Linked DNA regions of Homo sapiens: region 2 is linked to region 1. A link is a contact called in ENCODE Hi-C or POLR2A ChIA-PET data. All regions are on one chromosome and are shown on one strand. The core of a region is the stretch at or near the end of the contact, and the rest is flanking DNA. Distances in the headings are between cores, read along the strand shown. Region 1 overlaps SMAD3 (SMAD family member 3). Region 2 overlaps CALML4 (calmodulin like 4).

Evidence for each region. Hi-C counts contacts between places; a loop is a spot of excess contacts on that map. ChIA-PET counts read pairs that join two places held with the same protein, here RNA polymerase II (POLR2A).
Region 2: a loop to region 1 is called in a map of ovary, with 4 times the contacts of the local background. The contact joins two enhancer-like sites. A Hi-C loop is called at or near these places in 1 of 168 maps with a recorded cell type or tissue (ovary). POLR2A ChIA-PET finds 5 or more read pairs at or near these places in 1 of 52 experiments (activated CD4-positive, alpha-beta T cell).

Annotation. Positions count from the first base shown.
Region 1 is chr15:67,174,321-67,177,854 of GRCh38, reverse strand. The region is part of intron 5 of SMAD3 (SMAD family member 3); the gene reads right to left. Among named protein-coding and RNA genes, the nearest start is that of SMAD3-AS1, 29 kb to the right of the region's middle. RefSeq lists an enhancer at 1,753-1,802. Within about 2 kb of position 1,959, at least 26 of the 41 ENCODE cell types and tissues checked have a DNase peak (open chromatin) inside an H3K27ac peak, as active enhancers do.
Region 2 is chr15:68,198,579-68,202,112 of GRCh38, reverse strand. CALML4 (calmodulin like 4) reads left to right here. Exons shown (of 5, transcript NM_033429.3): 3 at 2,432-2,572. Among named protein-coding and RNA genes, the nearest start is that of CALML4, 5.0 kb to the left of the region's middle. RefSeq lists an enhancer at 821-1,592. Within about 2 kb of position 1,877, at least 3 of the 41 ENCODE cell types and tissues checked have a DNase peak (open chromatin) inside an H3K27ac peak, as active enhancers do.

The sequences.
Region 1 (3,534 bases), core at 710-3,209:
CCACCATGCCTCAGCTGCTTCCTCCCAGAACTTGTGCAAGAGGAGTGGCAGACCAGAAAGTATGGTCACCACCTGTGGGTTCTGCCTTCAATGGCACATTTTTCCTTAACAAAAAAAAAAACAAAAAAACAGACCATATGCAGTGGTTCATACCTGTAATCCCAAGCACTTTGGGAGGCCAAGGCAGGCAGATCACTTGAGGTCAGGATTTCGAGACCAGCCTGGCCAACCTGGCGAAACCCCGTCTCTACTAAAAATACAAAAATTAGCTGGGTGTGGTGACGGGTGCCTGTAATCCCAGCTACTCTGGAGGCTGAGGCAGGAGAATCACTTGAACCCAGGAGGCAGAGGTTGCAGTGAGCCAAGATCACGCCACTGCACTCCAGCCTGGGGGATAGAGCAAGACTCTGCCACACACCAAAAAAAAAAAAACCCAAAACACTAAATATGCCCTCATTTCTTTCCCAAAGTACTTATCCTTACCCTGGTTAGTACCAGAGAAACAAAAAGGACTCTGGAAAGAAGGCGGCTATAAATGGGATAACCATGAGGTTATAGTTACTGCAAAAGCATCCAGTTTGGCTCTGAGCTTCCTAGTAGACAAGACAAAAAGGGAACATGACATGGTCTATGGCTCTGGTTGGTGGATGGGCAATGCTTACTAGTTCCTCAGGGAAAACAAAGTTTGTCCTGGCATTAAATCTTAAAAGAAATCTCTCAGGGGGAGGTGGCAACCCCTCCCCTGACCAATCAATCAACTGATCAAGCAAGCAAGCAAATTAAGATCTGGTTTCAAGGATTTACCAACAAATGCAGAAGCAGTTCTATAGAAGGCTCCTCTAGGAGAATGACTACGGGGGGTAAGGTGACACACCCCATTGAAGAGCAGTTTCACCTCTAGGCTGAGCATTTTGCACAGCTGGGGTGGTAGACGATGGCACGTGCCCACGGCCTTCCCTTCAAACAGCCCTGCTCCTGGCCAGATTTCTGAGTCTGTGCTAATCTCTCCTCCCAGTGCAGAGGTGTTGGAGACGCAGGAACCTCCAGCTCCAGCCTTTGTGGATCCCCCTCCCCCACCAGTGTGGTGTCGGCCAGACTTCTCAAGTGCCATAGGGCACTTAATCCATGGCTGGCCCCCTGCCAGCCTAACGCATTGGCTGGCCTCAGTTTTCAGTCCTGTTCCAAGCTGGCACAGACGTTCCATTATGTTTAAGAAAAAGAAAACAGAATAAAACCCAGAAGGCAACACTTGGATTAAGGGATGCCTATTAAAAACATGTGCAAGAGATTCAAATCCCGTAAAGGAAGAGGTGGGGAGGCAAGGGGGGAAATTAACTTTCTCCTATAAATCGAAAGCAAGGAACGGGCAAAGGCCAGGAGCACTGCTGCTGCAAGACGAAAGGTCAAAACAGAAATGGGCTGGTTTCTGCTGGGCCCACCTCACCTGCGGAAGGCAGCTCTTCCTCAATCTAGGAGATTCCACACTCCAGTTCCCATGTTCCTCATCCACCACTTCTCAGTCCTGCCTGGGTCCTCTGCCTGGACTGCCCATCCCCCTCCTCTGCAGGGACTCGATCTTTAAGGCCCAGCTCACACGGCTGTGAAACACTCCCTCACTGCCTCAGTGCAGAATTAACCTTGTGTCCCAGAAACTGTGTACCTGAGTCTCCTATGCTAGAGGATGAGGTCTCTGTGAGCCCACGCCAGCTGTGTCCCAGCACCCAGGGTACTAATTCCAACCTATGTATCTGCGGACTAAAATACCAAACCAAGCTGCACAGAGACCCCCATGCCCTTTTAGCTTATGACCAGCATACTGCAACCAGGAACAGTGGCAAAGTCTAAAAACCGGGCCCTCAGGAGTATGAAGACAGAGCCGACAGCTGACTTCCTGTCATTATGTTGCCTGCCTGTGATTTCACAAGTGTGGGGAAGACCCTGCCTGTGATTTCACAAGTGTGGGGAAGACCGGAGCCAGAGGCTGCATTGTAAAAGAGCCTTGGGCAGCAGCATGAAGATGCCTGGAACTGGGTTGGGCCTCTGCCCTGGGCCGCCGTCCACACTCAGGGCTGGTGGTCTTCGGGCCGCCCTGCCACCACACCTGTGCTCACACATGGGCACAGGGGCTCATGAAGCAGAGGGGAAGCCGGGCCTGTCAGCGTGGAGTCTCACCCAGAATCCTAACCCTGACTCACGGGGCAACTTGCCCCCGATTCACACCTTCCCAGCAGAGGTGCAACTAGGCCAGTGCAAAGTGGCACCCTGGGGGGAGGGTCCTCCCTTTGGAAGAAATAACCTAAGAATTCTCAACTCTCAGGCAAGGTGCCTGAGGAAGCGTCAGTAGGGAGGGAGAACTATGTCAACAGGAGATGCTGCCTTGGGTCCAAGCTCAAGAAACATCCCATCATCCTAGTCTACACAATCTAGAGGGCAATTCACAGCAAACGACCACCTTTCAGTCTGAAGCACTGCATCCGGCATCAGCCACCTCCAAGCTGCCCTATCCCTCTCACTCCAAGCTGCCCCATCCCTGCCTCTCACTCCTGCCACTGGCACTCTGGAAGCCATCACCTCCTTTAACTCCAGCTCAACTGCTCCCTCAGGGCTCTCCCTGGTACATTATTTTCCTCAGTCATGGCTCCGCCCTAATCATCTCACTTTAAAGCAGGGAACAACTTACTCACCAGGCAGAAGCCAGCTCACTACCTTTTTCCTCTCTCCACCTGCCTCCTCCTTCCCCTCCATTTACCCCAATCCTTCCGCCTTAAATGCCTAGGAAATTCCCGGTGACTCACCCAGCACGCTGTGTAATAACAGGAACATCACCTGCTCATATCTCCTGCCCTGCAAACAACGGTCCCAGGTCCCAGGGTCTCCGAGAGCCTGCCTGGGGCAGGATGCTGAGCCAGGTCTCAACCAGGAGTCCCTGCCCCTTACCAGAAGTGGCTTTGCTGGGGCAAGGAGGCTCAACCTTCCCCAGACCTGAGCCCTGGGGCTAACACCTGGAGTGGGGAGGAAATGAAAGGAGAAACCAGATGTCCTCTGCTTTCTTTCTTTTTGTACAGTAATTTCATAATAATCTCTTTAAAGGAAATAATCAGATGTCCTGAGATGTCCCCATTTTTTCCTAGGAAGAGCTCCCTGTGTGCTTGCCTCCATCCTAGGGTTTGGGACGCACTGACTGTGAGTCAGCACAAAGGCTGCGCTGCTGGGTGCCTCCACCTCCCCACCTGGTACTTGCCCTTCAGTGCACTGCTGACTGACTGCAGCCCCTCCCCTCCTACACACTGCTCCCTAAAAGCTCCCCCTTGAAACCCTGATGCCAAATCCAAGGCCTCTTCTTAAATCTCATTTTGCATCTCTGCAGGGCCCGCTTGTAGCCACTGTCCTTCAGGGCTTGCCTCCCCTCTGAGCTGCTGTGACCCCATCATCCCCCTGACCTCAGCCTTCTCCAAGGAACCCCCACCACCCGAGCGCATCTCTGGCTGTCTTTCCATCTTGAGCTGGGTCGGCCTCTCCACTAAATCCATCCAC
Region 2 (3,534 bases), core at 628-3,127, 1.0 Mb before region 1:
TAAAGGGGATTTTTAATCCAATTCATTTAACCCAATTAATCCTTTCATTCAACAAATGTTTGTGTCCCTTCTTTGTGCCTGGAGCTACATACAACAGTGAACTCAAAGACAAAAATCCCTTCCTCACAGGGGGTCACCATCGAGGGAGGGGAACGTGGTGAAATATATGTGCTAGTATGTTAGAGGGCCGACCTGTCAGGAGAAAAAGCAGGAAGGAGAGCCAGGAGGTGAGGAGGGAGAGTGAAGAGATGGTGGAGGAAGGGGCCAGCAGGAAGCCCAGCTGGGTCTCCAGCACCCTGTTGTCTTGTTCCAGTGCAGGAATGCAAAGTTCAGATGTGGCCTTCCAGGTCTTTAAAGGCGTCTGAGGCAGGGAGACAGCACGTATCTGATGTGAAGGTTTGTGAGGAGGTGGGCCTCTATTTGAGCCCTGGCCCTGCTGCTGGCAAGGACCACAGGCCCCCAGTGACTGACAGGGCTTGTCGGGGAGTAGTGAAGTGCCCCCATCTGCAGATCCAGGCTGATTCTGGACCCCAAGGGTGTGATGAGCACCTTCCAGCACAGGTCAGGCAGGGAGAGCAGTGGGCCTTGGGCCCACCCTCACCCAAGGGCAAACCCAGACAGAAAGACAAGGTGAGGGTGGCCATGAGAGGTCCCCAGGGGTACCCCCTGTAGTGCTAAGGTTAAGCTCTGTGATTGGGGCAGCCCTCTCTCTGTCCCCCTGACGTGAGGTGATGGCATTGTCCCCTCTGGCACTGGGCCCTCTTGCAGGCAATTGGGTTTTATGGGAACTAAACCTGGGGTCTTAGGCCAGGCTCTGGCCCTGCTTCCCCTGGGCCTTTTTGGCCCCTGCCACCTGGTCCTGACTTTGGTTTGCCCCTTCGGAAGCTCAGGCTCTGGAATGTTCTGAAAGGGCAGTTGTGCGGGGCTGGGGCTTTCCTCTCAGTCTCTCCACAAAGGCCGCGAATTTGTCTCTAAATGGTACATGGCGATCTGCCTGTCTTTAGTGACCCCCCTGAAATCCTACCAGGGAGGCCTGAGTGCCTTCATTAGGGAATATGAAGGGACCCCTGGTCTGGGCTGGGGATTTGGGGGGCTCCTTCTGCATCCTCTCCCTCACCCTACTGCTCTCAGTGGTGTCTGCCCTGGAACCGAAGGCAGTGTGGCCTGGTGGGCAGAGCTGCCCACAGCCAGGCTCTCAGTGTTCCAGCCCTCAATGTCCTGTCCGCACATGGGAATATGAGGGGGCGCATCACAGGGTTGTGGGGATGAAGCGAGGGCCTGGGGGTGGAGTGCTCAGCAACGTGAATTGTCATTGTTGCTGTCATCAGCTAAGGGGCTATTATTGTCCAGGCCTCTAAGGACCTACCTGGGTGGTGTGAGAAGCAGGAGAGAGAACAGAGCCCTGAGCCCCAGCCTGGGAGGGCCAGCGCCAGGCCACTGTGTTTCCACGGCTCCACCCACAGGCCCGGGTGCCTCGTCTGGGCTGGACGAGAATCTCCCTGTCCTGATGGCAGCCCCACCTACCCCTAAATCAGATGCTCAGTCAGTGCGGTTCAGGGACTTTTCCTGAACTCCCAGCTGGCCTTCCTGGGCCTCCCAGGGCCGGGAGCCCGTGGGATGGCTGTGTCAGGCCGGGAGTCTGTGGGTTTAGGGGAGCTAGCTCCGGCTGCCTTCCACCTCCACCAAGTACCGAAGGAGAAAGGGCTTCAGACCCTGGGAGAATTTCCCAGCAGGACCCTTTGAAGTCTCTAAGAACAGGACCAGGGCCCGAGTCCAAGGACAGCTTGAGGGTTTAGCAGCCTGGAGGCCAGGGCAGGGGCAATAGGCTCAGAAATGCCCCAGCTCTGATGATGATGATAATATCATCATATGAAGGCCACTCTCTGGCAGGCCTCCTGGGATTTCTGGCTCTCACAGTAATCCTGAGGCCTTATTATTCCCATTGTCCAGAAAAGTTGTGTTTGCAGAGGTCCCCTGGGGGTCTGGACGCCTTGCTGTGGGTTCCTGCTCTCCCCTGTGGGCCCTGGAGGGGCACTGTCCTGGGAGTTCCAGTCCTGTGGGTTGGCGGGGAGGGGGAGGGAGAAGGAAGGGAGGGAGTAGGGAGAAAGGGAAGGGGAGCCAGATAAAATACAGGACACCCAGTTAAATTAGAATTTCAGACAAACAACAAATACTTTTCCAATAGAAGTATATGTCCTATGCAAAATTTGGGGCATACAATAAAAGTATATTCAGTGTTTATCTGAATTCGGTTTAACTTGGCAGTCCTGTATTTTCATTTGCTGTATCTAGCACCCTTGGGAGGGGAGAGAGGGATGGAGGGAGTAGGCAAAAGGAAGGGGAAAAGAGGGAGAAGAGACTAAGGATGGGGAGGGCGGCATGGGCGGAGAGTGACCAGACGCTGCTGACCCTCCCTCTGGGCCGTGTGCAGAGTACAAGGAATGCTTCTCCCTGTATGACAAGCAGCAGAGGGGGAAGATAAAAGCCACCGACCTCATGGTGGCCATGAGGTGCCTGGGGGCCAGCCCGACGCCAGGGGAGGTGCAGCGGCACCTGCAGACCCACGGGATAGGTGAGTGGTGGTGGGAACAACGGGGAGAGGGGAGGGGCCCAGCAGGTGGGTGCAGACAGTAGAGGTGTGAAAAGCTCAGCAGTTTGAGGGGCAGGTGGCAGGGAGGCCTCCTGGGGATCCAGCTGTGGCAGCCCCAGACCAGGAGTGCCGTACCTCACTTGGGCTTCCTGGAATCCTCATAGCAACCAGTGATACCCCATCTCACAGACCTCGGGATCTAGGCGTTCCAACAGACTTACCAAACCCAGAGAAAAATCGCGCTGACAGCGATCCCATGTTGCTTTATAGGAACATTTCCCTTTGTTGAGTATTTGTCATGTGCTTAGCTCCAAAAACCCTATGAAGTAGGCATTCTCCTAACCTTTTTTTTTTGAGGGGGGACAGAGTCTTGCTCTGTCACCGAGAAGCTGACGTGCAGTGGTGAGATCTCGGCTCACTGCAACCTCTGCCTCCCAGGTTCAAGTGATTCTCCTGCCTCAGCCTCCCAAGTAGCTGGGATTACAGGTGCCTGCCACCACGCCTAGCTAATTTTTGCATTTTTAGTAGAGATGGGGTTTTGCCATGTTGGCCAGGCTGGTCTTGAACTCCTGACCTCAGGTGATCTGCCTGCCTCGGCCTCCCAAAGTGCTGGGGTTAGAGGCCTGAGCCACTGCGCCCAGCTTTCTCCTAACTCCATTTTACAAGCAAAGATCAAGGTTTACATCCATTAAGTTCTTGAGCCAATGATGGCATCAGGATTAGTACCCAATTCTTCTGATATCAAAGACTGACCTAAAAACTATGCAATAGTTTTTAGAAAAACTATTGCTAGAAAAAAAATGCTGAAAGAAAACCCATCCAAGATGTTACCAAGTGGTTCTCTCTGGTAATGGGATTATGGGTGATTTTTGTTCCTTTTATTGTTTCCTGTATTTTCAACAATGAGAACACATACAGCTTTTCATAATCAGAAACAAGTTTTA